2 separate regions of the Mus musculus genome follow, and region 2 is linked to region 1. The links are chromatin loops, found by intact Hi-C in ENCODE. Cell type or tissue: left cerebral cortex. All regions are shown on one strand. Links, peaks and the distances in the headings refer to the core of each region. The heading gives the core; the rest is flanking DNA. Region 1 overlaps Bmpr1a (bone morphogenetic protein receptor, type 1A). Region 2 overlaps Ldb3 (LIM domain binding 3).

What was found. A loop is a pair of places that touch in the nucleus more often than their neighbours do. Peaks named below come from ENCODE experiments on the same cell type or tissue, not always from the same donor. Only the 100,000 strongest peaks of a DNase experiment are listed, where the experiment ranks them.
Region 2: a loop joins it to region 1, with 8 times the contacts of the local background. A loop is called at or near these places in 19 of 42 quality-filtered maps.

What each region holds. Positions count from the first base shown.
Region 1 is chr14:34,452,991-34,468,742 of GRCm38, forward strand. Bmpr1a (bone morphogenetic protein receptor, type 1A) reads right to left here. Exons shown (of 13, transcript NM_009758.4): 2 at 7,509-7,622. Among named protein-coding and RNA genes, the nearest start is that of Bmpr1a, 42 kb to the right of the region's middle. In left cerebral cortex, for the core only: a CTCF peak has its summit at 6,100; DNase peaks (open chromatin) are centred at 4,991 and 6,100.
Region 2 is chr14:34,541,323-34,557,074 of GRCm38, forward strand. Ldb3 (LIM domain binding 3) reads right to left here. Exons shown (of 15, transcript NM_001039074.2): 9 at 14,021-14,206; 10 at 10,855-11,000; 11 at 2,651-3,095; 12 at 1,105-1,285; 13 at 546-666. Among named protein-coding and RNA genes, the nearest start is that of 9230112D13Rik, 26 kb to the left of the region's middle. In left cerebral cortex, for the core only: CTCF peaks have their summits at 8,264 (motif pointing left) and 9,531 (motif pointing right); DNase peaks (open chromatin) are centred at 7,380 and 8,195; H3K4me3 peaks cover 1,723 bases; H3K27ac peaks cover 1,642 bases.

The DNA.
Region 1 (15,752 bases), core at 3,884-8,883:
CAGATCTCAAAAAAAAAAAAAAAAAAAGTGACAGAGGAATCAGTGGCAGACACATGCATGCACGCAGGCAGATATTTAAAACACCACTTAATCAAAACAGTAAAATGATGCAGGAATTTAAAAGCTATCAAATTGGTAACTAACAATTGCATATACCCATACTGATACAGTTTCTTCAAGAAAATAACATGAAATTACAAGAATATATAAAGTATTTTTAAAAGAAAGATTTATCTATTACTTTTTATTTATTTTTATTTGTTTATTTGTTTTCAAGACAGGGTTTTTATGTATAGCCCTGGTAGTCATGGAACTCACTCTGTAGACCACACTGTCCTCAAATTCACTGAGATCTGCTTGCCTCTTCCTCCCAAGAGCTGGGATAAAGGTGTGTGCCACCACCACCACCCACTAAAGAAAGATTTACTCATATACATGACTGTCTGTCTGGATGCATGCCTGTGTGTCTGGTGCCCTGGGAGTAGACTATATAGGTGCTAGAAACTGAACCTAAGTCCTCTGAAAGAGTAGTATGTACTCCTAACTGTGGAGACAACTCTCCAACCCCAAGAATATCTTAAATTAAAAAAATATAAAAGTTCACAAACAAGAAGGTTGAACTAACAGTTCAATCATAACTAAAGAACAAATAGAAAAGAAAACCCTTAACGAAATAGGGAAAGTCTGAAGTCAGCTGAAAAAACAAGTCTGCAGTCATTCTTTCCTTTTCCTGTCAAGCTTCCCCCATACCCTTCATTTTTACTTAATACTAGAAAGGTGTGGGAATTTCCAGCAAGCTGGCCAGCTGCAAGTTCCATAAATCGGCAAAGAAAGCCCCCCTTCCAAGGAAAGCCCCCCTAAGCAGCTCCAGGCGCCCGGCCTGACAAGCTTTCTGAGAAATACTATTCTGGCTGCAGACTTTCTGGCTCCACAGCCATTGTTTGCATGGCAGCTCTGCTCCTTATCCAGAGCCTGGATTAGCATAAGAATATCGTCTTTTCCTTTAACAAGCAACTCATCCATTTTCCTTCCCGAATTTTAACTTCTTTCCCAGCAGCCCTAACCCCAATGTGCACATGTACAACTGCAGCAGCGTTGGTCAGGGTTATTCTAGTCATGATTATTTTTCTAACAGTAAAAAGCCGATCTCATCCAAATCTGGAGAAAATATTTTGCTTCAAGAGCTGTGAGTGTATCTGTAACAACACAAACCTGGTTTAGCATCTAAGGAAAAGAAAATCCTTCAGTTTGAATATGAACAGGAGCTAACAGTCTCTGAAGCTGCTGGCAGCTACTCTGAGATAAGACCAGAAGACAAACCAGATCCTCAGAAATACTGACTGTGCAAGCAATCTTGTTTGAAGCCTCAATTACTTAGAACTTTTTGGTGAGGAGGCAGTAAACTGCCCGTTGTGGTGGCATATGACAGTAAGATTTGCTGAATGAGGCAGAGGCAAGAGCATCATGAGTTCCAGGTCAGCCTGGGCAGTAATTACGTACACCTTTGATCCCAGCTCTCAGGAGGTGGAGGCTGAGGCACACATATCTCAGTGAGCTTGAGGCCAGCCTGGTCTACAGAGTAAGTTCCAGGACAGCCAGGGCTACATAGAGAAAAACCCAGTCTTGCTAGCCCCAATTAAGTGTTTTCTTTTGTAAGAGTTGCTGTGGTCACGGTGTCTCTTCACAGCAATAGAAACCCAAAGACATCCCCTCATTCTCCTGCCATCAAATCAATTGTTTCTACCTTCAGTTTGTATCCTGAGCCTACACACTTCGCACTAATTCCATTGTTCTCTAATTTAAGACACTAGCAACCTTTACTTGGATGATTGGAACAGTCTTATAAATGGTCTACAAATACTTTTATACACCACATATTCACCACACAGGCAGAGCAATCCTAATTATGTTGGGGTAAACCACACCTCTGTTTAAAGACCTCCAGTGATAGCCTGGTTCTCCCAGAGTAAAAGCTTAAGTCTAGAGATGTCCACCAGTCTCCAGTTCCTCTTCTACTCCAGCTGCACTACCCACGGCTCTTCCTTAAACAAGACACAAAAGCCTTTGCTCTAAGCCTGGCACATGTATAGGACTGCCACCTGCATCCTTTCCCCAGGATATAAGAAAAGATGTATTGCTACTTGGTCCCTGAGCTAATTGAAAAACAAAACAACAACAACAAAACACTTGTCTTACTCAGTGATCCTACCCTATCCTATTCAAACTGTAATGGCACTGCTACTTGAAAGCTTTCCTGTTATCCCCAGCCAGGCTTTTTTCTTTAGCACTTGGCATACTTTGATATTCCATCCTCTTGGTTTTATTATAAGATATGATACTACTCTGTAGTCCAAGCTGACTTAGAACTCACTTAAGAAGGCCAGGCTAGTTTCAAATTCATAGTGAACCTTCTGCCTGTAAATATAACATCCTCTAACTAACAATTACTGTTCACAGCAAATAATGGGCCTAGTTTTTAACCATGCCACAGACTTATACAAAGCTAAATGACATAGTTCAATAGCTATGAAAATGCACACACACATACAAACACAAACACACACACACCACTCCTTTGGTACAAACTTCTTTTACTCAAGGATTGGGCTATACCCTACCTGTAACTTTGATTACAAATGATTCTATACTATCTGTTCCAGAAAATGGCAACCATGTTTTTGTTTCAAAACTTGTTTATAACCATCTTGCAACTCTAACTTTGTTTCAAAAGGCTGCTATGACTACCAGTTATTAAGACTACCTTGTTCCAACCACTTGCAATCTACGCCTTTGTTGCTGGAGGTCTTTATGACTAACTTGGTACACTTATGTTCTGCTCCTGTAAGTTGGCCTATTTTGCCCACCAAACCCCCTATTTGAAAGCCCCCTACTTCTAAAATCCTTGTTTTCATATCCAATGTTAGCCTTTTGAATCTCACCTTAGGGGGAAGCAGCCCATCCACGTACATGAATTAAAAAGCTTGTTTTAATTAATTTGGTAATGGTGACTTGGGTCAGTGGTCTTTCTCTTCACATCTTTGTGATTGATTATATACCCTCTGAAAAGTCCCCAAAATTCCAAATGTCACATAATCACAGAAACTATCTGCAGCTGGGAAAAAAAAAAATCACATCCCTGTTAGAGCACAAGGCAAATCATAGTCAGCTGCTGTGGACAATCTGAAGCAGCCATGTACCCCACACCTGGGGTTAAAAGGAAACCACATTTCCCATATTTATGTGTTTTTCAAAGAAACCAAAACTCAAAATTGTCACTACATGGGTACATATTTTAAAAACCACAGCCTTCAAAAGGAAAGTTGTGATCTAAATTAATTAAAGGTTAGGAAGGCTACAATGGGTATAAGTAAACTTTGTATTAGCCACCTTGCTAGTCAAAGCTAGTGCGACCATCTCAGAAATGCAGCCTCTCATACTGTGCCACAGACCTACTGAAGACCACGTCCTATGTCTTCTTCCCTCTCTTTCTTGTGATAGCTGTGAGACAGTCTCACTATTGCCCTCATTGGCCTGGATCTCACTATACAGATCAGACTGGCCTTGAAATCACAGATATCTGCCTACCTCTGCCTCTAGAGTGCTGGGATTAAAGTGTGCCAGGACACCTGGCTTCAAAATAACTTTCATGATAATGTCCATAAGCTGTTCAAAAAGAAATCCACCAAGAATATATGGCTACAAAACTGTGGATAGTAGCAAATAAAAAATACGGCTACTATTACTGTTTGATTTAATGGCAACATTGACAAGTAGGTGTAAAAGTGGATACAAGGTAGAGAAAATGCTAGTAGATCATCAAAATTCTAATGTTTAACAACAAAGCACAGGAGCTGGACTTCAAAGCCCAAAACATGAAGTAAAATGAAATCTAGGAGCTAGTATGAGATGTCTTTAAAACACTGATGACAGATAATGGAATGATATAATGCTTGAATAAAAAGACAGAATAAACAGAATTGCAAGCTATGAATCAGAAACAAAAGCATAACAGGGTAAGACCATCAAACTACAAACCACCATAGTAGCAATTATGATTTTCTTACATACAAGGGGGTAAGAATAAGAATAGGTAGGAATTAATGCATAAAGTTTCTCACATGCTAAAGAAGCCTGATATTTACTCAACAGACAGTAAGAAATCACTCCAAGCTTTTAAGCAAACGAGTTTGCCATGGCTTACAAAGATCATTACTGAAATACTGTGAAGATAAAGGGGGAGGGTGAAGGAGAGAATCTGAAGTGTTACTGTAACACATTAAAAAACAGACTGAGCAGGCTGACAGAAGATGGAAACAAAGAATGGAGGGAACTACTATGCTGAGAGGACACAGTTAGCAACCTCTAGATGTGCAACTAGAGAAGCTGATGCTAGAGACGGGAAATTCATCAAGAGCCATGGACAGATGAAGCCTTAAAAAATAATAATGAGGGTCTTATATAATCTAGGTTCACCTTAAATTGGCTACAGTTGAGGCTGGCCTTAACTTTTGAACCTCCTCCCTACCTCCCAATTGCTGGGATCACAAATGTGTACTGCTCTACTCAACTGTAAGCTTTTAAGAACAAATAAAAAGCCAGGTGTTGGTGGCACATACTCAGGACACAGAGGTCACTGCAAGTAACAGGCTAGCCAGGGCATCATAGTCGAGAGCCTGTCAAAAACAAAACAAAACTGCCCACAAATAAGAAGCTCTAAACAGGCTAAATGAATGAACAAATATGTATACTTATTTCAAGATCCTAGGGATGATAGAAGTTATAGTTTGAATATGAGGTGTTCACCACAAGCTGGTCTATCCAAGCATACCTGGGCTGTACTATGGGAGGAGGTTCTAGGTGTAAAGGTGGAGTGAAGGTCATACTTAGGCCTCAGACCCTTCTTCATTCTCTGTTCCTATCCATCAAAAGAATCTCTTCCACCACACACTCCCACACCATCATGTGTTGCCTCATCATAGCCAAGGACTATGAACTGAAATCTCTGACACCATGACTATAAATAAACCCCTCCTCCCTTTTTGTGAGACACATGGGCAAAGCAATGAATGACTAACAAAGATGTTAAAGATGTTAAAAGTATACACACACACACACAGACATATGCACATATACATGAAAATATGAGAAAACAAGAATGGTTATCAAAGGAAGTCAGCATATTAAAATTTATTAAATATATAATCAGAAAAATGGCATTCATCTATAAAAGCAAAGGAGTACTTTGAAAAGACATGAAACATACACATACACACACAAAGTTGTACCATGTAAAAATAATGTCACGAGTAAATAATATTAAGAATGAAGAGTCCTCTCGTTCTTCTCTTGCTCTTCCCTTCTTGTTCCTGCTCTGTCCCCTCGCCCATTCCCCATTCCTTTCCCCCATCTCTCCAAACTCACAGCCAGCCTCTACTCCTCTACTCTCCCTCTCTCTCCGCATTTCTCTGCCTCTACTACCCTCCTAACTTCCCTCCCCATGCCCTTAATAAAGTCTACTCTAATCTAAAAAATAAAAATAAAAAAACGAAGTCCTAGCAGTAATTGTAATTAGTAATATTCAATAATAATAAAATCAACATTAGTGTCAACATTTAAGAGTTCCAACTGCTGGGAATGTAGCTCAGTGATACGGTAATTGCTTAGCAGGCACAAAGGCCTGGATTCAATGCCTAGCACTGCTCCTAGTACCATAGGAAAGCCCCCACTAAAGGAAGCTCTCCTGGGTCAGTGATATTGCTTGGTAGATAAAGGCACTTGCTGTCAAGCCTGATAACCTGAGTACAATCCCTAGAACAAACATGGTGGAGGGAGAAAACTGCCTGGTACAAGATATCCTCTGACCACATATGTACCATGGCAGGTATCAGTCCCATACAAATAAATAAATCAGTTTAATAAAAGAATTTTTCTACATCCTTCACTTTATCCTCATGCTTTGTAAGTAGGTATTCTCATTATGCATACTTTTATAAGAATAAATTTGAAAATCAAGAAGTCAGACTGAAGGGATGGCTCAGTGGTTATGAGAGAATAGCAAGCTTGCTATTCTTCCAGAGGACCTGAGTTCAGTTCCCAATACACTCACTAGGTGGCTCACAATCACTTGTAATTCCATTTCCAGGGAATCCAACACCATGTTCTATCTTCTGTAGGAACACATACAGGTAGATATTAAAATTAACTCAAGATACATAAACAGACCAATAAATTGACTACAAAAGACGGGACACTAGACAGGTGAAAGGGAACTTAGGGAGAAGAACAATGGAGTTGGTCGTGAAAGACTTTCACGTATGTTGCTTACAGTTTTGTGTCTCTTGTGTAATCCCTTTAAAATGAAAGAAATAGTTTCTGAATCACCTAGATTAGAAATTACCTTATTAACAGTTACAACTATAAGGTAGTGCACAAGTCATCCAAATGAAGGACAAAGTTATCACTAAAGAATATGTCACTGAAGACTATCAAAACACTGTTAACTACTGTGGTTTAGCTGAATATCCCCTGCCGGTACAGGAGTAAGGCCTGGGTTGCAGGGTAGCACAACTGTGAGACAGTGCAGTCTTGTAGGAAGCCATCAGGTCAGTGAGGGTATGCTTCTGCAAAGGACAATGGAGCCAGCCTTCCTCTGGAACTGGGTGCTTGGGAGGTTAGTGATCTGCTGTGCCTCGGACTCCTGCCATGATGTGCTGCATTGCTAGAGGTCCAAAGCAACAAGGCCACTCAGAACTCTAAGCCAAAATAAATCTTTCCTCTTTATAAGTTAATTACCACAGATGTCTCATGACACTAAGGGAAGCTGACTAACACAGACAAAACTGGATCTCAAGGCAGTTCTTAATAGGCTACCACCTATTTGTAACACGAAAATATATTAAAATTATTAATTTGTAAGGAAGGTGATTCGAGAAGCTGAATAGTTAACACAAAGCTCTGGTGTTACAAGGACACTAAAGGACCACAAGTGAAGATTTTGTGGAAGCAGTACACACAATACACACAGTGCACAAAATACACAAGTACACACAGTCTGCCTTCAGTGATAAAGAAAGCATTTTTTATGACTTCATGTGAGGAGCGGGTGTGGCAGCAGCCCCAAGATGGCACCGGGACTGCAGCTAAGTCTCAAGACTTGCACCTGACTTCCTCATACACCTGAAAATAAGCCACGACCATCGTGAGAGCTGCGCAGGTGCACCATGATGCTGGCGGTGTAAACAAGTCCATATTTGGTGAAGACATGCCCCTGCCGCCCTGATTGGCTGAAGCTGCGTGCCTGGTGAGGTGACATGGCCTGCCGTGAGTGGATGGGGGCTGAGAGTATTTAAGAGTGAGAGGCCCGGGGTTCGGGGGAGAAAAAGATGAAGTGAGAGAGATGAAGACTGAAGCTTGCTGAATAAACTGCTGTTAGAAGAACTGGTGGTCGTGTCATTCTTGTTGGTCGAGAGCGGACATGACAACTTCATTTTCTTTAATCTTTTCCTTACCTCAGAGATGTGGCTAGATAAAACTGTAGTTCCAATTTCTCCGAACAGCTTTGACCTATGCTTCCATCTCATGAATTCCAAGACAGTATCAAAGCGATGCATATTTTCATAAATCTGCTTTAAAAAAAAAAAGACTTATTTAAGAAAAAGCTTTTAATGTCAGAATAAAATGTGTAAAAGAGCACTAAAAATTTTTCATAGGTAAAATTATTTATTTTCAAAGTAAAGTCAATGAACAATTACTGGCCAAAAGAAGATACAGTACTTAGGGAAATGACACAGTGCAATCTTCGAGGCAATTAGGTACAAATGTTTATGTTAAACTTAGGTTTTAATGAACAATACCAATTTAAAACAAATCAACTAAAAGAACATGAAACAATTTTCTTGCAATCTCACTTTTCCCTTTCTTGTAGACTGCCTAAAAATTTTTATTTGTTTAATATGGAGGGGGTCCATACACACTAACACTGTCCTTAAAGACCCTACTGCTTCAAGGGACATTTACAAAAATGCAAGATGGCAAACAATAACAATTTTTAATTTATTTAAAAATATACATGCTCACTTACACTATGGACTCCAGGAGCTCATCATCCTCCTCCTGCCTAGCGTAAAAATTTAAAACAATTTCATTGACTTTTTTTAATTAAAACTTCAAAGAGGAAAAATACTATGTTTCATACAGAAAGAAATTTTCAAAAGCAATATGAATATAACTATATCCTATCACAAGGTCAATCCTTTTGTCTTCAGACCATTCAATGACAGTATGCTGAGGTCTGACAGTCTTGGCAATAGTAACTAAATTCACATCACCTGGGGCAACTCAAGACCAGTCCAACATAGAAGACAGCAACCGTCTTTAAAGAGTCCACTCAGCAGATGGGCTGCCACAGAGAAATCTTTCATTGTCCAAGAAATGAGCAGACCCTGACAGCTATTAGTAACACTGTCTGCACTTAGGAGCCTTCTTGGTTCCTCTCAATGCTATCATTATCCACAATATAACCAGGCCCCAGCAGTTTTCAAACCTACTCTTAGAATGTCACTAAGAAATGAAGGAAGGGAAAATAGATTTGAAGGACTGGTGTTTTTATTTTTTTAATCCAAAATCTTTATATCTTAGAAAAATTTCCCCTAAGTTGATTAAATAAATAAACAACACACATACACACACACACACACACACACACACACACACACACACACACATATGATACTAGAGAAATGGCACAAAGTTTACTCTAAAATCATTTAGGGGGTTGGAGGGACTTGAGTCCACTCCAAACAGAAGTGAGATAATCACTGTGTTACATTAACTTACATAAAAGTAAAAATAGGCCATTGATGTACCTTTATTTAAACACTTTACCAGATAATTGCAATGGATCAAATGATGAATAACATGCAAACCATTGCTTATTACAACACTAATTATTATAACATTTTTTTTCACAGCAAAGAAAGATTTGAGTTTTAGGCTAAATTTAAAATTAATTTTTTAAAAGAGAAGAAACACATTATCCAGCCCCAATATCCAAATATACCATAATTCAAAATCCAAATTATTTAGTCTCCTGTTATGCTCTCATAGGTGAATAACAGGAAAATAATTTCAGAAACAAAAATTTAAAAGTTAATCTTGGAGGCTGTAGAGATGGCTCACAGGTAAGAGCACTAACTTCTCTTCCAGAACCTGGGTTCAGTTCCCAGCACCCACATGGTGGTCCACTACCATCTGTAACTCCTGCTCAGGGGATCTGACCTCTCCTTCTGACCTCAGGCACCAAGAATTCATGTGATGCACAGTCATACATACAAGCAAAACACTCACTAAAATAAATCTTAACAAACAAATCACAAACAAACCTAATCTTACAGCCTACTGAGAAAATCTTTCTGTACCTCAAAAGTTAAACAAAAAAAAAAAATGAAATAAAAAGATTTGCTTCACAGTACAGGTCTACAGATCATTTTTTACATACTAGAAATCCAAAAAATGCAGAAGAAGGACCTCTATAAATGCAAGCATAGATACAGGATTTACATAAGCAAAATGGTCCAAATCACTTAACTTACTAGGTCACTGTTAGCACTGTAAATATGTGTTCACAAGTTTTTGGCTTTTTTTTCTTTTCGTTTTTTTAAATAGCTTTTTATTGACTTAAGAGTTTCCCATCATGCATCTCTCCATTCCCTCATATCCACCCTTACAAACCCTTCCCCCAAAAAACCACACAAACAAAACATAGAAAACATCTCCTGGAAGCTGTAGTGTGTCCCACAATATACCCCTCTGTCCACACATCCTTCCTCACTTATGAATGTTCACGTGTTCAAGTTCAACCTTGTGTTCAACAAGGGATCTTATTAAAAAAAAAATCAAACACTGGGATTGGTAAGATGGCTCAGCAAGCACAGCTACTTGCTTGCCAAGCCTAGAAACCTGAGTTCAATCCCAGGACCCACATATCAGAGACAACTGACTCCTGCAAGTTTCCCTCTGACCTCCACACTTGTACCATGGCACATGCCCATGCACACAACAAAAACATACAAAAATGAACTGAAATGTAACAACAACAAGACAAACACCAAATAAATGTAATTTTTTTTTTTTTTTTACCAAAGATGTTGGGCTAAAATTTTCAAGCATGTTAAAATAGAGAAACTTAAATTTTAAGTTTTTAAAGTAATTTTAAGTTTCTGCTTAGATGGATTTATGCTGTACTGTATAAAACAAACCTTAATACAAGAATTACTAGTAACATTTAGACACTTAGGGTCAATAACAATTGTACTATGCATACTGGTGTTTATTCTTGGTGGTTTCTGTAGGGGTAATGGATTTCCATTGGTTTATTTTTGTGGTACTGGGAATTGAATCCAGGACCTGGCACATGATTAGCAAACACTCTTCCCCCGACTCTGGCCCTGCTCACTCCAGCCATATTTATTTCATATATGTGGGTACACTGTCACTGTCTTCAGACACAGGAGAATATGGCATCAGATACCCATTACAGATGGTTGCAGGCCACCATGTGGTTGCTGGGAATTGAACTCAGGACCTCTGGAAGAGCAGTTGGTGCTCTTAACCACTGAGCCATCTCACCAGCCCCAGCAAATACTTTTATTACTACTATAAACACACCAGGCACTAGTGGTGGTTAAACTACATTGATAACTTAAGATTTAAAACACCTACTTTACAAGAGATCTTTTTAAGAAGGGAAAAGAGCAAGATACAAACTTGGAGAATATATTTACAAAGTACAGAAGTAAAAAAGACTCATCAAGAATATATGAAGTTGCATCAAAGCTCAACAACGGGGGTTGGGGGGAGTGCAGTTCAGTGGTAGGGTGCTTGTAGAACCAACATGGCTCTAGGTTCAATATCCAGCACTGGAAAAACAAACCAAATTCAACAGTGGAAAGAAAAAAATCCAGTAAGAAAATAGTTTTTGTAAGTGACAAAATTCTTTTTTTTTTAATTATGTATTTTCCTCAATTACATTTCCAATGCTATCCCAAAAGTCCCCCGACAAAATTCTTACCAAGAGGTCATATGAATGGCAAATAAATAAATAAAAGACTACTAGTTACTAAGAAATACAAATTAATATAGAGATATTACTACACACCTGTAAGGACAGATAAATTCAACCAGTGGCTAAGTACTGGCAAAATGTGAAAAAAATGGATTTTCTCAAATATAGTTGATGAACATGCAAAATAGCACCCCCCATTTTGGACAAGAGCTTGGCTTTTTTTTCATTTTAATTTATTTTACGCATATGAATGTTTTGTTTGCATGTGTGCACCATGTACGTGCCTGATATACATAAAGGCTAGGAGAGAGTGTTGGAGTTCTTAGAACTGGAGTTATAGACAGTGGTGAGCTGCCATGTGGGTACTCCTGGGACTTGAACTTTGGTCCTCGGCAAGAGCAACAAGTGCTCTTAAATATTCCTCAACCCCACCCCCAGCTGTCTCTCCTGCCTAGCGATTTCTTTTAAAACTAAACCGACACGTCAATCAGGCCATCACGGGACATTCCTATATTTCTAGTAATCAGAAAGCTTGTAAGAGGATGATGTGTCACATCAGTCTAGACTACATAGGAAGAGCCTGTCTCCCATCCAAGGCTTCCTGAAACACCCAACCCACCACATGTAATCCTAAACATTGACAAAGGTTCTCTGCTTGATCAAATTTCTCTAAATTTTCTTTCATGCAGACCTGTTTGCCTTCACATAAAATCCAGTCTTAAATTAAGCCAACTTTGCAGGACCTTCCATTACCTCATATCTGATCAAGTCCCTCTCTCCTCTCTATTCTTTCAAGTGATGCTTTATCACCCTGACTCTGGCCTGACTTCAGCAAAAATCCTGTTATGTAGATTTAGCAAAATACCTGTTTAACCTGTAGTTTCTTCTTAGTCATTTTCCATTCATAAACCCCTATACCCTGCTGCCTTGCTCTAGACACCCACTAGGCCCATGCTGCATTTGAAGATAAATTCAATCCCTCACCTCTATTGTAAAGCGAGACTCTGAAGCAGTGATGTTGCAGCAAGGGTCCTCAGGAGTCTTCTCTGGGAAATTAGAGGCATGGTTCTGCAGTTAAGAATGCTCACTACTTTCCCAGAAGACCAGAGTTTGGATCCCAACATCCACCTCAGGGAGCTCACAACCATCTCTAATTCCAGGTCCAGGGGAACCCACACTCTCTTCCATCCTCCATGGGCACTGCACACAAATGCCTTACCTTCACACAGACATCTAAAGATGTATTTTCTGAGACAGGGTCTTCCTATGCAGCTCCAGCTGCTCTGGAACTTACTATGTAGACCAGGATGGCCTCTTACTATGTAGACCAGGATGGCCTCTTACTATGTAGACCAGGATGGCCTCTTACTATGTAGACCAGGATGGCCTCTTACACACCAAGTTCCACTTGCTCCTGCCTCATAAATGCTGGTATTAAAGGTGTGCACTACACCCAGCTTTTTTTTTTTTTAATTACAAAGAAAACATTCAAGGGAACTTCAGTGCCACAATGGCTTCTGCTTTCTAGTGGAATAAGGAGCCCTTGTAGCACAAAACTAAAGAAACCTGCAGCAACTCCTGTGCCAACTTTGAGTCTTCTGTCTTCGCTAAGGATAGCTCCTTGCCCTTCTGCTCTCGCCCCTCCTCTCCCTACTCCTGATGAATGCCAGCTGCACTAGGGAAAGCTTGCAGCAAAGCCAGTCCCACAAAACCACCTCTCCGCTTCAATTTACCCTAAAACCCTAAGTTTTCTATGTAAGTTAACATACTTGATAATCATCTTTCCTTTCCAATTAAACAGAATCAGTAGAGAAATACATACTATCCTTTTTTCTGTAAAGACTTTAAGAAATTATCAATGATATTTATTATTAGCTAAGATGTAAAAGCACCATCAAACAAGATTCTATGAATAGAGCTTTACAAGACAGTAAAATTTCTACTATCAAAAAAAAAAAATCACTAGAAAGTAATTCTAGACTACTAAGTGCAACATCCACTGCTGGACAATCCTAATCATAAAGAAACTTGTAATTAAATTTATGAAAAATACCAATGCTGAAAATACCAAAAGAGTTCTGCTACAATAAAATGAGGTCACCAGGAATGCGTTCTAAAGCCCCAAGAGTGCATGTGTAGTTATGGATGGTTATGAATAGTTATGTGGGTCTTGGGAATCAAACCAGGGTCATCTGGAAGAGTAGAGCGTACCCCAAAATATTCCTTATAAATTGAATGAAAATTTAAATTGCTCTTAAAATATTAAAGATTATGCCTATGCTTCTGTTGTATTGCTGTGTTTTCCTAATTAGAATATTGATCCTGCAGAGAGAAGGGAAATTCATAAGACTTAGGAAGCTTACAAAACACAAGACTTACGGAGCTCCTCGCCAAGAGTTCCATAATAAGCAGTAAGAAAGTGCTGGCAGAGAACTGCAGTGATGCAGCTCTTCTGTTAAGTCTTGGCCATGTTCCTGAGTAACCCCAATAGGCTCACTGGTTCACCAAACTACACTTGGGTGGCACTCTTTCTTTCATTTGTGGCATGTTCCCTATCTGGAATGAAGTGTTCTATTCACTTTCGGGGGGGGGGGATCACACAACTATGTGTAATAAGCAGTCATGAGGCAAGGGCATCAGAGAGGGGGGTCAGTTTGTTTATTTTACACTTAACATACAAAGATTTTACTTGATATTGAGGGATAAGATGTAACTATACCAACGCATTAAAACCCACCCTCCCTCTGTTCTCTCCTTTGGGTTTCTTTTCAAACAGGACCTCACTTTGAACCTGAACTTTTAAGTGAAGTTGCCCAGGATAAACTTATCCCCTGGCATCATACTCTAAAATGCCAGGATTACAGCTGTGTGCCACCAAGCCAAATGCAATTATTTCTAAATGTCCTATTCAGAGAACAGAAGAATTCAAACTTCCTCCTCATAATAGACTTATTTTCTAATGAAGTACAACTAATATTTTTAAAGATGGGTGGTGGTGGAACATGCCTTTAGTCCCAGCACTAAGAAGGTAGAGGCAGGGGGCTGGAGAGATGGCTCAGCGGTTAAGAGCACTGACTGCTTTTCCAAAGGTCCTGAGTCCAAATCCTAGCAACCACATGGTGGCTCACAACCATCCATAATGACATCTGACGCCCTCTACTGGTGTGTCTGATGACAGCTACAGTGTACTTACATATAATAATAAATAAATCTAAAAAAAAAAAAAAAATAAGGTAGAGGCAGGCAGATTTCTATGTTCAAGGCCAGCCTGGTCTACAGACAAGTTTTCCAGGACAGTCAAAGCTACACAGAGAAACCCCGTCTCAACCCCCCGTAAACATAAAAATACTGTAGAAAATAAAGCTATTTTCTGCTAACTGACCCTTATAAAATCCATCCCTTATACAGGAATAGGAATATGCAAACTAATCCCTTCTGACAAGGGGGACAAACCAGTGCAGAGACTTCTTCAGAAGGTGAGGTAGAGGAGTGCCTGCTACTGTCAACAGGGGTAAACACTTGGGGAACAAAGTGTTAGATAGGAAGCCTACATTTAAATTCTCATCTCTATGTAATGAGGGGCAAGTACTTAATGACTGTACAGTCCCAGCTTTCAAACAGTGAGTCACATGCCTAAGGGAGGAGCCTGTATACAGGATGAGCAGCAACTAGGGCAATCAAGATTTCATAAGGAAGCAACAAGTCTTGGGAGAGTTTCAGACAGATAATTAGAAGCAACTATCCCAACATAGTACACATAATCCAACTACCTGCCAGGGAACTACTGAGCTTGCAAAAACCAGGCCATGCTCTCTGGGGCTTAATTTGTAAGGGTCACTGTGCTTGAGTTTCATAAAAGAACTACTATCAACCAAAAAATGAGACAATAAGAGAAAATTTAAAAACACGTCAAGTGTTAATTCTATGCTACTTCTATAGAAATGTTCTAATATTTTAGAGAGTTTCCTGCTAGCAAGCTCCATTAAATGAACATGAGTCATCAAGCCATAAGGAGAAAGTGAGATGGGTTCACATGAACACCAAGAAGATAAGGATGCCTTCTGATGGGTTCTAGGTCCACTCGGGTTCAGATTCTAGGCTAGTGGAGAAGAACCATCAATGTGTCTCTGACTCAGATAAACACACCAACAGGGCTAGAAAGGTGGCTCAGAGATTGAGTCCTTGTGGTTCTTCCAGAGAGGACCAGAACTCTATTCCTAATACCCATATCAGCTGTTCACAACTGTCTACAAGTCCAACTCTTGGGGATATGACACTCTCTTCTGGCCTCTGTGGGTAACTGCACACCTTAAAGACAGACAGACAGACAGACAAACAAACAAACAACAACTCACATGCACTCAGAGGCCCATGCTCACAGCAGACATCACCATCCACTGAAGTATCCTTCAAACAGCATTAAAAACCTCACAGCCCATCTCCACACAGAAGCACCAAACAGCTAAGGTACCACAGCAGCTGTGATGCACATGCAATTCTTTTGGGAAGCAGAGTAGTGATGGACACAAGAAACAGAGCATGGAACTCAACAGTCAGCATGAGATCCAAGGTTCGAATCCTGCCTCTGTTGCTAACATGCTGCAACCCTCTAACCTTGAACTACTAGATCAAAGGAGCCAGAAAAGTAACCACTCTTAAAATATTACCAGTCAAACAGCAAACACTTCTA
Region 2 (15,752 bases), core at 5,433-10,432, 90 kb after region 1:
CTACAAAATACACTGTAACTCCGACTTCTTTTCCCCCAAAAGCTGAAACCAAATGAGAAAGGGAAAGAGTTCGGCTAATGTAATAATGGCAGGATTCCGCCGTTAAAAAGAGAACCAGGGGCTGGTGAGATGGCTCAGTGGGTAAGAGCACCCGACTGCTCTTCCGAAGGTCAGGAGTTCAAATCCCAGCAACCACATGGTGGCTCACAACCATCCGTAACGAGATCTGATTCCCTCTTCTGGAGTGTCTGAAGACAGCTACAGTGTACTTACATATAATAAATAAATAAATCTAAAAAAAAAAAAAAAAAAAAAAAAGAGAACCAGGAGCTTGTGTGAGACCCTGGGTTTGATTCCCAGTACCGCTCATGAAACAAAACCCAGGAGACCCTCTTCCCCTTCACAGTAGGATGTGAATGGATGCAGGCAGGAGTAAGCTTTCTATGCCTTCCTGTCAGCCTGTCACTCCGGCTGGCACATGGGCACAGGGTCTTCCAGCCTGGTGTCACAATACATCCTATGGGTACTGTATCCCATGTGCCTACCTTTCTCACAGTATGGCTCTCCATCCTCCATGTGGAAGAGGCTGTTCCCAAAGGGCTTCTTGCAGGCTGCACAGACAAAGCAGGTGGTGTGCCATGTCTGTCGCAGAGCGTGCATCACTTCCTGGAGGAAAGATTCCAAGTTCAGGACAGACACCTTCCCAGGGGGAAGGGAGCTAGGCTTGGCTTCCGCACCAGGCCTGGCTGCTGCCCAAGTAACCTAGGGTACAGGGCAGGAGGGCTCACAGAGCAGGTGCTGAGGAAGACAGGGAGGGAGAGGAGGGAGAGGAGGGCCACAGGCAGATGAGCCGTGAGGGCAGGCTATGAGGCAAACTGTGCAGAGTCCCAGCACCATTTGAAGCTGGTGTTATACGCACATATCATTCCTTGCCCAAGTTAATTAGTTCCCTGGCTTGGTAGTTAGTTGCAAACTGATTGGATTCTAGGATTGTGGAGTTGCTTTTGCTGTGATCAGCAACTTGTTGAGTTTCTAGTAGGACCCTAAAATCTTAGAGGAAGAGAGGAAGTCAGTCTCACTGAAGAAAAGACAAAGGTCACTTACCCCCATGATTTTGGTGTTACATTTGGCACAGATCGGGGCAAAGAACTGCTCGTAACACCGCTCGCAGTAAACGTTGTTCTGCTCCTCCACAAAGCACACATCTGCTAGGGAGGTCTTGCAGTAGGCACAATTGAACTCTTCTGGGTGCCAAGAGCGGCCCATGGCCACCAGAAAAGGGCCCCTGGCATGGCAGAAAACAACATTAAAATGAACCCCCCCAAGTTAGAACCAGATATTTTAAGAACCCCAACAATGTCCATGCGTTTACCTAGACATACCCACTCTGAGGGTTGTTCTAATGAAATAGTATAAAATTCTGAGAAAGCCCCATGCAAAAGATGTGTATTGTCATGTCAGTTAACATAAACAGAACTGGAAAATGGAGCTTGGTGCTGTATACCAGCACTTGGCAAGCAGATCTTCAAGAGCTCAAGGCTAGCCTAGTCTACTACATAGTAAATTCCAGGCCATCCAGGGCTACACAGTGAGACATCCAACAAACAGAACCTGGAAGCAATCCAAACATCTGCCACAGAGGACCCAGTAAACACGTCATGGAGTTCAGCTTATCACGAGAGCAATGGCTATGGGGGCTAACCTCAGCTAAACCACACCGTGCTGAACACTTCTCAAGAAGAGTTTTACATTTGTCCATATATGTAATCCTCGAAACAATGCCGTGAAGGAGGAACTCCTATGAGACCTGATAATCAATAAAGGCAACCAAGTCACAGCAAGGCAGAGGAGCTTACTCAGTCAAGGTCATAGGGCCAGGCGGCGGTAGACACAGGGTACAAACATCATGGTCCAGTTTCAGATTCAGAACACTGGCACCATCAGAAAACTTCATGTTCTAATTTTCCCTCTGTGTTTTCTAGTTCTTCTCTGCTCATTTTTGCTTTTGTTTTTGAGACAGGGTCTCACTATCTAGCCCTGGGTGGCCTGGAACAAACTTTTAGAAGAGCTTAGCTTTGAACTTACAGAGATCTCTCTGCTTCTGATCCCCCAAGTGCTGGGATCACCACACCTGGCTTCTGCTTGTTTTCAAAGAGTATGTTTTTCCCATATGAACGCATGTACCACACACAAATGCAGACATACTGAATTTAATGAGCACCGTCTGAGACCCCTGACTTCTAAGTGAAATGACTTGCTTGAGTTTCAGTGAAGTGTCTATCAGAGCCCTAAGAGGCAGGGCACTGTCTGTGGAAAGATCCAGAAGAACCTCTAAGGGAAAGCTGGGGCAAACCACCGCGTCATCCAGCTTGCAGTGTGCGCAATAAACCTACTGACAATACAGCTTAAGATTCCCAGAACCCAGCCTTAGCCCAAGGGGGAGCTCCTGGCACCAGGCACCAAGCTGGGAGCTTTACCCGCTTACCTCATGGAATCCTTCCAAGTCCCCAGGGATGAGAGTGTCATACAGATATGGAAGCTAAAGCTCACAGAGGCGAGCCAGAGAGACCTGAGGTTGTCCTGCCTGGCTGGCCTTTCGCCTATATCTGCCCTCCTATCTGCCACCCCTCCTATATACCAAAACCTGTACCTGATGACATTGTTACAGTGCCCACAGAGGGGAGTCCGGCTGCTAGCTGGGAAGCGCTCAGCTCTCTGGAAGGTGCCCCTGGCAAGAGGTGTCACTTGTGGACCTGTTGGGTTGTAGGCTGGAGCCCCCCGGGGCAGGGTCTGCTTGCTGACAGTGGTAGTGCTCTTTCCAGGAGCAAACTTCTGAGAGAAGCTGTCATCGGTCACCCAGGGTGGACGGCTGGCAGATTCTGAAGGGCCCCCACTGTAGGCAGCTGATGGTGTAGGGGTATAGTTTGGGGCAGGTGAGGGGGTATAAGCTGGTGCAGGGGAAGGGGAGTATGTAGGTGCAGGTGAGGGGGTATAGGTGGGAGCAGGAGAGGGGGTATAAGCAGGAGCTGGCGAAGGGGTATAGGGAGTTGGACTGTAATTGGCTCCTGGAGATGGGCTGTAGGAAGATGCAGGCACTGCAAGCCAAAAACACCCAAAGAATATGTGTTAGAAATTCATTTTCCCTCATCCCTCACTCCAGCCAGAGAACTATACAAGATGAGCATAATATTGAGACAGTATAACACCAATTACTAAAGAAGAGGTGTTTATGTGTATGGGTGAGCATGTGTTGTGAATCGTGTCTGCTCTATTCATAGGGACTCAAGTATGCTGAGCAAATGCACTATCACTCACGAAGCTTCAGACCCACTTGTCTCAACTTCATGGTGAACCAGATTTCAATTCTCAGCAAAAGCCCAGATAAACAAGGGTGACAGCAGAGGCCTGGAGAGCTTGCACAGGCCCCAGAAAGGAATGGAGCTATAAATAGTGAAGCTATTTAGGGTGGGGTTCTGTGAGACCTTGGCTGCCCTGGTCCTGTAGAAGGTGGGGAGCAAGAGTAGGGAGTGTCTGGGACAGGAAGTGGGTAAGAACAGGTCAACTCAGCATGGACTGCAGGATGCTTTCAATGGTCCCCTAGCCCAGTCATCAAAATCAGTGCTTGCTGTATGTCTTCAACAGAGAGCAGATGTCCAGAAAGCACAGGTTCATGTTTCAAGTTCAGCTACTACCATTGTCTTGAAAAATAGCTTGACTTGATTTGTCGGTCTTGATTCGATAGGTACCCATCTATCTTAGTCACTCGGTGAGCCTAGGCAGAGGGGCTAGCACCATGCTGCCCAGGGTCTAGCTGCTCATTTGGTCTCTGACCTTCCCTGCCAGATCCTCTTGTTCTCCTACATCACCTTGGTGCAAACTCAGAGTGTATATGACACCCCAGAGGTTACCATTAGGGAAAAGAGTGTACTGCACTTCTTGCCTTCACTGAGAGTGGAGAAACAGTTCATCACACAGAAGGGGCACTGTAGATGCTAACACAAAGCACTCTCTACCAGGGCTCGCAGAACCAAGGATATTTCTGCCCTCCACCATAGAGACAACTCAATAGATCTAGCTGTGTATCCTGAGAATATGATCTAGCCAGTTCTCTTCCTGTAGCAAAGATGGTTCTAGACGTGTCATCTCTGTTCCCAGTCTGTTCTTCTGGGAAGAGCACTATCTTCCTCACTGGGAAGTATACTATGATAGCCTCCCTGCCCACATCCAAGCCAGGCCTGAGTGGAACGGACTGTACTCAAACAGATCTCTCTAGATCACAAATGGGCTCAGACCATGGCCCTGTCTGGTCTCTTTCTCCTGTCTGGTGCCCTGGGCCATTCTGGGTTGTTCTAACTCTGTGCCTCTTATTCCCAAATGACAGCAACTTCAGAACTGGGAAGTGCAGGGCACCCTTTGCTAGAGGATGGCTAGGGCTCTGCCTATGGTGAGAGTACAGAGGTGTAAAGCCTTCCACAGCCCTGCCCCAGAGCCATCCTGGGAGTGAGACTAACTCCCATGGCAGATTCTCCAGCTGGATCCTTCCTCCCACTTACAGCCCGGGTGAGGCACACCGCAGGTCATGAGTCAGCCCTGCATTATCCCCCTTTACACTTGAGGGCTGGAGTCCTCAGAGGATGCAGCAGAGCGAGAGTCTAACCCTCCCTAGACTCCGAGCTGCCTCTATAAAGAACACAGATCCGATTTCCACTGGTGTGTAACCTCATCAAGAAGTCTGTTGTAACTCTAAGAGGAGACCCTGCACTCTGGAAAGAAACACACTCATCAAAAACCCTAGTTTGAGGCTTGGGATTCAGCAGTTAGGAGTACTTGCCTAGCATTTTTGAGACTCTGGGCTCTATTCATAGCATCCCTCTCTCAGAAGAGCTCTGGGTTTACACTCTAGTCCTACAACTTCCTAGCTGTGTATCCTTGCTTGAGTAATTAATTCTCTCTGGGCTTGTTTCTTCCTCTAAGAAATGGTATTGGGATTATAAGAATTAGGAAATTATTAGGACTAAGACATGTGAGTGCTTAATTTAGTACATGATATAGTGTGTGTGTGTGTGTGTGTGTGTGTGTGTGTGTGTGTGTGTGTGTGTGAGAGAGAGAGAGGGGGGGGGGGACGGTAGGACAGTGCATCTGGATTCCCAGGTTGGAATGAACTATCAAGTTCATCTCCAGGCCTTTCTGTCACAGGGAAAGCCCTAAAGCAGGTTTCCTGTTGGATGGCAGTGGGCAGGGAGCTGTGATTCTCTGAAGTCACATTACCAGGAATTGAACCTGTTTCTGGTGATAGAATGAATGACATCCTGCCCACCTCAATGGGTGTGGTGGGAACCCCTAGGAGGGACACAGCACAAGCATTTTGTAAAGTTGTAAGTCACAAAATCAGGGTGTTTTCACCCACCTCAACATTCTTACATGGCTTCCCACTGTCCAGAGAGTCCCAACATGCTAGGGACAAGGTGACTTTAGGGGTACTGTTAGAGGAGAGTGGGGAGAGGTGATCCCACAGAACTTCAAAGCAGCTTCATCCCTCTGTTGTAAGATTTAGGGTTCTGTATAAGTCTGTGTAAGCTGTGTCTTTCTCTCTTTGCTTTTCATTTCATTTCTTCTATCCTTTGTTTCCTTCTTGTTTTACAAGCCACAATCCTCTGTGCTGGTCTTTTTTTTTTTTTTTTTGGAAACAGGGTTTCTCTGGCTGTCCCTGGAACTCACTCTGTTGATCATGCTATTCTGGAACCCAGAGTTCTGCTTGGCTTTGCCTCTCAAGTGCTGAGATCAAAGGCCCAGCCAAGCTGTTTGTTTTTTGACATATAGCCCAGGCTAGTCTGGAACTCACTCTGTATTCCAGGTTGGCCTCAACAATTCAGAGATCCTGGTATCTCAGCCTCTTGAGTGCGGGATTACAGACATGTGCCTCCACACCTAGCTCTAAAAGGAATTAGGAATGAAAGCCGTGTGATCGTCAAGCCATGGCCTTATGTACTAAGCACCTGAAAGGCAGTTAGTCTAAATTGAGATGTGCTATTCAGTTTAAAAATCTGAAGACTTAATAAAAGAATATAAAGTATCTTAGTAATAATTATCTTATATTGATTGTATGTTAAAGCTGTTTATTTATTTTTAAATTTAATGTGTGCAGATGTTTGCCTGCATGTATGTCTGTGTACCTCATGCATGCCTAGTACCTAGGGGAAGCCAAAAGCGTGTTGGATTCTCTGGGACTGGAGTAAGTTGGCTGTGGGTCCTGTGGAAGAGTAGCTAGTGCTCTTAACCACGGGTCTGCCTCTTCAGCCCCTTGTTTGTGTGTTGAGCCGGGTCTCTACGTGTTACCCAGCTAGCCTCAAGTGACCTTATTTCTCAGCTTCTGAAATAGCTAGCATGCATCTGAATAGAGTCCAGCTCTGAACCATTTTTAATATACTGAGCTGTGTCTGGAAAAACGTCCCAGTGGTTAAGAGCATGTACTAGTAAAAGACTGGAATTGGATTGCCAACACTCATGTCTCATGGCTTATAACTGCCTTAAACTTAAGCTTCAATGGATTCCACACCTTCTTCTGGCCTATGTAGGCACCTGCGTTCTAGTGTACACACACACACACACACACACACACACACACACACACACACACACGCATTTGAGGCTGAAAAGATGGCTTTGGAGAGATGGCTCAGTGGCTAAGAGCACAAGCTGGGATCCAGGTTCAATTCCCAACCCCCTCGTGGCAGCTTACAACTGTCTGTAACTCCAATTCCAGGGGATCTGACGCCCTCACGTAAAGGCAAAACACCAATGTACACACAATAAAATAAAATATTTTTTAAAAGGTCAGGTGCAGTGGTGCACACCTTTAATCCCAGCTCTAGAGACCTGATCTACAGAGCAAGTTGAGAAACCCTGAATAAAGAACACAAAAAACTCAGAAATTTTCATATGCTGAGCTAAATAAAAATGTATTTAAATCAATTTTACCTGCCTTTTTTTTTTCCTAAAAGTGTCTGCCTCTCGGATGGTTCTTTGCAACAGTGGCTGCCAAGAGCTACTGGCTTTCACAGTGTTGCACAGGAGTTTGTGTAATAGCAAGAGGCAGAGTACTTGCGAGTCAACTTTACAGACAACCTGGAGAGCTTAAGTGGCTACTCGAGGTCAGCCAGCTTGCAAGCTTCCTATCTGAAACGCACCCTAATCAGCTCCTCTAAACCACTCCGAATGCAGAACCAGGCTCCAGCATGCTCCTTCCAAGTAAACCCCGCCCTCGCCCACCTTGCCTCCCTCTCCAACCGCTCCTTCGGTAGGGCAGACATTCTCTTCCTCCTATCCGAGGCTTTCCTGAACCGCCTTCGTTTTCCAAACCCCTACTCAAGGCCCCAGAGAGGAAGGCTGGAATCCTGGACCAGGTTCCTACCTCCTACCCGCTGGGGCTACAAACAGGAGGAGGACTTTCTCTTCCGGGCGGTTCGCCCGGGCAGATCCCTGGGGAGGGGGAAGGAGAAGGGAGAGGACATGCGGGGAGCACGGTCCCCTCTCCTCTCAGCTCCTGCCTGCTTCGCCCCTCTACGCTCCAAATGCCGTAAGAAACCTGATATCCCATCTCCGAGCCCCGGGCTGTTGCTATTTCTACGTGACGGAATTAAGCCGGTTCGAATTAGAAGGTGATATTTCATCTCTAATTGGCACGTTCAAAGGGCTCCTATCGCACTTGGCGGCCCCGGGACTGTGTAATTAAACAACAAGGTGATCTGAGTCACTTAGCCCGGGCTAAGTCGCCGGCAAGCGCCCGGGTCGCCGCCCGGCCCGCAGGCCGACGTGGCCATCCCGGGGACCAAGGTGTCCTCCGCCCACTGGCCCCAGGTGTTCTGGGGAAACGGATGCCCAGCCCAGGCGCCAGAGATAAGATGCCGGCTCGAACCCCGCCCTGCCTCCGTCCCCCACCCCCCGGAAGCTGCGGCCGGGGACTGGCCGCGAGCGGGCTGCTCGTGCTCGGCGGCGCCCAAGTCCCCGCAGCCCAGCAGAGGAGCGGGGTGCGGGCCCGTATCCCCGGCTGGCCTGGCAGCCTACCAGCCGCCCCCGGAGCCCGTTGCCAACCCAGCCTCCCTGGAGAGAAGGAAGGGTGGAGGCAGGCCTCTCCTCTGCTCCAGGCAGGGATGAGTTAACGTCTGCACAGTCTGGGAACCGTGGAAAGGCCTTGGCTCCTGCCGGTCTCCGCCGCCCAGGCCGCTGCGGGAGAAGCGGCTGGAGGGCCCGGCCGCCCCCTGGTGGGCATGCGGGGACAGGACAAGAAAGGTGCCGGGAGGGCCTGCGGTGCTGCTGGGAAAGGTCTGCACCTGACACTACTCCTACCGGCTTCTGCAAACGCCTTCCTGTGTTTCCTGGCCGCACTGAGTGATCATTCTGTCTCCTACGTAGGAGATTTGTACCGCTCCCCTTCCAAAATGCCACCTCAGCCTGTGGAGCTCTGACTTCAGAATTTCCTTTCCTCGGCCCAGAAGTGCAAGAGATGGCATCAGACTACAGATATTATTTTATCTCTGCAGATATAACAAGAGGTTATAGAAATCCTATCTTACTCAAATGAGAAAATTCAGGTCTGAGAGATGAGGTAGTTTGCTTATTCCTTACAGCAGGCTGGGTGTCCCACCCATGCTAAAATGTTTCCTGTCCATACTCAGTTCTGTTGTCGGTGAGCTTCATAAAGCAGGGGACTGATTCTGTCGCTCTAGTCAGGAAAGCCTCAAGAGAAAAGCTTCCTTGGGTCTCATCAATGCCTTATCAGGATGTGTTCTGGAGCCTAGACTTTGTGTTATTCTTTATCCCAAGTCTACTTGGCCAGTTCACACTTGTAGGACACAAGCCCCCTTCCTTCTCCCTTAAAATAACCCGTCTCTTTTCCCTAAGCAGGCCTGTAACTTATTCCCTTCCTCGTTTTACCACAAATGGTTTGTGCATTGGAAAAGTGTGTGTGTGTGTGTGTGTGTTCATGGGGTGAGGTCATAGGGTATTTGGGAAATGACACCTTTCATTCGATTTTGCTATGAACTGAAAACTGATCTTTAAAAAGTCTATTAAAAACTGGGTGTGGTGGCACATGCGTATAATCCCAGGACTTGGGAGGTCCAGGAAGGAGGATCAACAATCAGCCTGGTCTACCTGAGCTACCCTGCCAACAAACACACACACACAAAGTCTATTAAGATTTTATGTGTAAAGCAGAGCATAGTGGCACATGCCTTTAATCCCAGCATTGGGGAGACAGAGCCTGATCTACATATGGCGTTCCCGGACAGTCAGGACCACATAGAGATCTCATCTCAAAAGCAAAACAAACTATATAGAGAGACCATATAGTCCATAGTAGTTTTGAGTGAAGAAAAACATTTGTATTGTAATAGTAAATGAAAAATCATCATTGCTTTTTATAAATTCAAGATGAATATATATATATATATATATATATATATATATACATATATATGCATGCTGGACGTGTATTTTTTTAAAGATTTATTTATTTTATGCATATGAATACACTGTTGCTGTCCTCAGACACACCAGAAGAGGGCATCAGATCCCATTACAGATGGTTGTGAGCCACCATGTGGTTACTGGCAATTGAACTAAGGACCTCTGGAAGAGCAGTCAGTGCTCTTACCCACTGAGCCATCTCTCCAGCCCCAGAAGTATAATGTTTACTTGGAAAGTATATACATACCTAAAATCCTATTTTATCAACCTATGGAATGGCTATCAAGGGATAATTAAAGGAATACTTAAGGCTCACTCCCTGTGTGTGCACAGCTGCCGGAGTATAGAGTGTAAGCTCATGACCTCTTCCTGTTACTCTATGATTACCCTCCTGCCTCGGGTGTGTGTGTGTGTGTGTGTGTGTGTGATGCTAGGGATTGAGCCCAGAGGCCTCACCCATACTAGGCATACACTCTACCACCAGGTTAACACCTCCATCTATCTATCCCATTTCTTTATTGGTTGAATGTATCCTCATGGCAAGTTCAAGTCAGGCACATACAAAGGAGAAAGTCTGCCACAGCCCTGCCCTCCTAAAGTTCAGGGTCAGAACGCAACAGGAAGAAAGACTGTGAGTAGACTCGGGGCTTGGCTGTCAAGGGCCTTCCTATGGGCATAGCCGTAGTACATAGGACCTTCCTCTAACTGGGAAAAGACCTGCTAGAGAGCCCTGAGATTCTTGGCACAATGGCTGGCAGGAAGCCCAAGAACTACCTTGGGCTCTGAGGAAGAAATCCAACCTTGCCTAGAAACTTAGGAAACAAAAAGCTACCTCCCATCCCAGGATGAAACTCAGCACCGATGGGGCAGGGGCCATAGAGACACAACCACAACCAGTGAGCTCTGCCTTGGGTCCACTCTACTGCTATGTGTGTCCATGCGCCCCAGTTATCCCCTGTCACCTGAGCAGGCCATATACTAGACTGGTTGAGCAGCTTTCCCAAAAGGACAAAGTGACACAGTAAGCTGGCCTAAAGCCTGGGGCATTTTTTTTTGTTGTTATAGTTTCTTGTCCTCTAGTTTGAGGCCATCCCAGATTCTTAGAGAAACAGCTTTTTACTCTTTCTGTCCCCGCAACCCCCATCGTCTTTTCTCTCAACTCGGTCTGGAAACGTCCAGCTAGGACTATCTGTTTCCTAAGAGCTAAGTAGTTCCATCCCTGCCTGGTACAACCCACGTGTCATCCCAGGTCAAATACAGGCTCCAAGGCTCAGTCGGATTCTGCCCTACAACCAGGAGAGGGAAGGATAGGCCCCCTTCACTCTGGAGGCTTGGTCTGAAGCAGATAACCCTTTGAGCCCTCAGCCCCCCGCCCCCAGCTCTCACCTGGCTGGTAGACAGAAGGCCGGATGCTGGCAGTGGTTACGACCCGAGGCTTGGGTGCAGGGGCAGCTGGACCCTCGCTGTAGCTGGTATGGGCAGAGGGTGCTGGAGAAGCGGCGGCTGCAGGACTGTAAGCAGAGGCCTGTGGCCTGGAACCAAGGCAGAAGAGTTACAACAAGAACAGTCCATTGGGCTCTGGTATCTAAAGTCATTCCAGGTTCGCTGTCTGATCTCTAGGCAGGACTATGACAGAAACACCCATTGGGTCACTTCCAGAGTCTAGAAAGAAGCCAAATAGGGGAGGAAGCTACTCCCTGTGGCTAGTGCTGCTACCTTGGGAAAGAAAGAGGGCAGATACTAGCCAGACAAAAGAACACATGGAGAGCCCTTCATCCACAGACAGAATGTAGCAGTAGGACTGTGGATCGAGGCAGAGGGAGCTAGAGATGGTCACAGCTACTTCCCTTTTTCGGATCCCTCTGGCTACCTGCTCTCCTTATTCCTTTATGTTGCTGCTGGAGGAACCAATTAATCTCATGTTTTCTGAGAAAAAAAAATTTTTAAATGTTCCGATGATGTCCATGGGAAGAGGCCTGGAGGTCCCGGCAGCTCCCAGCAAACCCACTATACTTGGTTCCTGTTGCTTCCTCCTAGTGGCTTAGCTGTCAAGACCCTAGAGCAAAGCAGCCGCTTCCCACATGTGGCTCAGGGACAATGGTAGCAAAGAAAGAGGGGGACAAAACTGTCCCAGTTCTTTGCCCTGGAGAAATGGCAGGCTTGGCCTCTCTCTTGGGGGAGCAGAAGGCTCCAGGAGCTTCCAGAGCCCAGTAGCTGCTTTCTTCTTGCCTGATGCAGTGTTTCTCAACCGTGCTTGCTTATTCAGCCTTTCTCTCCATTTCAGACTAACTAATGCCTTGCTCCTGCTACATATCGTATATTCTAAAGGGGACCCTTGACCATCCCCAGCAAATGGGTCATTGGTGGGGTGTTGGAGAAATGAACCCCTGGAAATATGCCCTCAGCCTTTGGCATTGTGGGCTTTGTTTGTTTTGTTTTGTTTTGTTTTGTTTTGTTATTTTTCCCCTACCTCTTCCCCATGGGCCCACTGGACCCAGGTAGGAATGAAGGAGGAAGGATTGCCTTCTTGTCTGGGTCCCTAGAAGGGATGGCCGTGGGATGATAACCTATCACTAGTAGCCTGAGTGGATCCAGGGGAGACTGGATGCTGTCCCAGCCAAGCCTGTGCATCCTTCCCTTCCCTTCACACCACATTTATAGTGAGGGCTTCCTGTCCTCTGTGGCTAGATCCCTGTGTTAAGGCCAGAGGAGTAAGCACACAGGTAGACAGGAAGGAAAACACGGTGTGCGAAGGGTGCTTAGCTTCTACCGCAGCTGGATAAGGCTAGGGGTCAGTGGTCAGGGCCAGACTCTCCCACCACTGGGAGCTACATTGCCAGCATCCTGGATTGGCATGGGGAAAAGGAAGCAGAGCTGAAGATAACTAGTGACGGGCCGAGGTGGACATCCAAGGAACTTCAACCCCTTTCCAGGCCATGTGTGAGGAAGGGAGGTATCTGTGCTCAGAGTGCACCTCTGGCCCCTTCTACTGTAAGCCCAGTGTCCTCTTCAGCAGTGAGTGTGCAGGCCTGGACACCGAAGCCTGGAGCTCAGAGCTGGAGTTTGCCCTTCAGTGAGAGGCAGGGTCGGGGCTGGACCGCTCACAGGCTTCAGCCCCGACACTTCTCTTTCCCTGTGTAAATCGGAAGGCTTCCCCCTTCTCCACATTTTTCACTTTCACCAAAGTTCCTGCTCTAGGAAGGAAGCAAGGCTCTAATGAGAAGAGAGTCTGACAGAGGCAGAGGAGAGGCCATTTTCTTAATCCTGTCCTAGGAAAATGGGACAGGACCATTCTAGAAACCGGGACCAAGCTCACCCTCCAATGATTGAGTTGAGCTGCAGCAAGGCTGGGCTTGGCACCACGTGGGATGCTGGGAAGCTGCACCCTGACTCTATGCACCCTGACCCAAAGAGGCATGTTTTCCCTGGAGGCTGTGGAATCTGGGTCCTGGCTGGAAACAGCAACTAGACAGTTCCTGGAAGCCTGGAGAGGCAACAGGGCCAACACTGCTGGCCACTCTGGAATGACTCATCTAGCTACGCTGCCTCTTCCTCCTCCCCCTCCCTCACTTCTTCCTCCTCCTCTTCTTCCTCCTCCTCCCTGCATGCCCCATCCCTTTGGCCTCTCTTTTGGTGGGTACCCAGGAAGGCAGGCTGAGACACAGGGATTCGGAGTACTTATTTTAACTGTTTTGTGTGCACTAGGTGTTTCATGTACAACTCTTTTCAAGAGTGACCTCAGTCTACACGTGCTTCTCTAGACACCTTAAACTGACAAGGATAAGGAGATTCAGAGGTGAAGGCACTTTCTCAACATTTCAAATGGGAAAGCTCTCAACTGAGAAGAGAGTTCAATTCCACTACACGAGGGACCTCTGAAGTTAGAATGCTTCCACATCAAGAGAAGAAAGGGCTGGGTAGTGGTGGTGCACACCTTTAGTTCCAGCACTCAGGAGGCAGAGGTGGGCAGACCTCTGTGAGTTTGAGGACAGCCTGTTCTACAAAAAAGTTCCAGGACAGCCAGAGCTACACAAAGAAACCCTGGGGTGTGTGTGTGTGTGTGTGTGTGTGTGTGTGTGTGTGTGTAGGCTCAGTGGTCCCACCTCCAGAGAGTCTTCCTTGATTTCCTCCAGGCATGGACAATAACTCTCAAGTTTCTTATCTGAGTTCTAAGAACAAAGACTATGCGCAGGATTCCTTTGTGATGGGTGTGTGTGTGGTGCATTACTGTTCATGCGAATATGCGTGTGTGTGTGTGTGTGTGTGTGTGTGTGTGTGTGTGTGATTTTTATCTATCACTAGAGATGTTTCTCGGGGGTGTGGGGCAAAACAACAACAAAACCCTCTCACTAATCATGGCTCGTGCATCCCATACAATAGATCCCAGCTTCCCCTTCACACTCTGTAGAAAGCAGCACCAGTCCCGGTTGGTTTCCTTTGAACCCATTAAAGACCTAACTGCCCGGATCCAGCTGTCCACCAATCGACTCAGGGTGGCTCCTTTCTTGTCTCCTTTCCCCACGGTTAGGTCTGGCATCTGTGGGCCAGTTACCTCGGATTCTCCACGGGACTTGCGGCAGGGCCTGCAGCAGAGGCGGCAGCAGCATGGGTGGCAGCAGCTGTGGCCAGGGTTGGCGAGGCCGCAATGGGAGAGGCAGCAGCGGGCGACTGGGCAGAAGCAGGCAGCAGCGGGGAAGTGGCCTGGCTGGTGCACACTGGAGCATGCTCAATAGGGGTGCTGATGAGGTGGGGGATCAAAAAGACAACAGGTCACATGGGCCCCAGGTCTGGTGAGGGGTGGGCAGGGGTGGGTGGAAAGGACAGTCTGGCAAACAATAGGATCCAGGTGTGTGTGTGTGTGTAGGGCACACCCTCTAGGTGCTGGGAGAGAGCTCTTCTCAGATCCTAGGAGTGCATGATTAGACCTATGGGAGAAGAGGGGTCTGACAACTTAATCTTGGAGGGATGTTTACCCCTCTGTTTCCTGTACTTCCTGGAAGGTCTTTCTTTCTCAGCAAACTACAGGGCAGTGGAAAAGCATATTTAGGTATCAGCCAGACCCCTCTCCTATCTTGTTTGCCTTTGTCCCTTCCCTCACCGCTTGTGTTTTCAGTCAGGAGCATATATTTCCTCTGGGGAGGGATGCTTTAGCCAAAACAAACAAACACAAAAGATATTTTGAGTTTGAAAGTTTGATCTAGGCTCTAGATCCATGAGACCCAGACAATATGGCTTTTAGCCCAGGGCACTGACTGCAGATGGACAGAAGCTACCCTGGAAAGCAAACCAGGGCTATCTAGACCAGAAAGAGGTAATGTGGTCAAGGATGGCTCAGGGATACAGAAACCTGTGCCCCTTTTCATGCCATTCTCTGGGGGGAGCAGCAGGATGTATGGAGAGAGGACCGGTAGAATATACAGTGCTCAAAGATCTTCATGTCACTAGGTAGCCCAGGCATGCTACACAGTCAAACACGACACAACCATGGTTCTAAGCACCTGGAGATCTGAAGGGTCTTTCTACTGGAAACGGAGGAGCACAGCCCTGCCAGTTGTGGAGCAGTGTGGTCAGGTAGGCTGGACATACCCAGCACCAGCACACGCCAGTCCAGGTAGACCAGATACCCACATGCATCCACCTGAATGAATGCCTGTGTATTCTGTGTAGACTGTCCCCAGAACTTCTCTAAGACAGAACAGTCAGAGTTTAGATTGTTGGGGTTAGTTCTGCTTCCTATGACCGGGACAGCGAATACAAATTCAATCATAGGGCTGGAGAGATGTCTCAGTCAGTAAAATGCTTGCTGCTTAAGCCTGAAGACTGAATTCAGATCCCCGGTGTCCACATGAGAGGCATAAAAAGCCAGGTGCGGAGGCCTGGAATTCTAGCACTGGAAAAACAAAGACGAGAATCTCTAGGGTTTGCCAGCCATTCATTCTTCAGGTTCAGTGGAAGACTCTGCCTCAAAACTAAAGTAGACAGCAATGGAGGAAGTCACCTGATATTGACCTCCTGCTTCCAGACACATGCACAGAGATGTGCATGTGTGTTTGTGTGTGTACCCTTTCCCCAGCAAGCATTCATGACACCCCCACTCTCCCACACAAACCATGAGAAAGCAGAAATATATAATCCTTTCCTTTCCCTCCCTGCCTTTTTTTCTTTCCTTTCTCTCTCCCTCCCTCCCTCCCTCCCTCCCTCCCTCCCTCCCTTGTATTCAAGTAATTCTCCTGCTTCAACTTCCCTGTTAATTGGACCACAGGAAGGTTCCTCCACACCCAGAT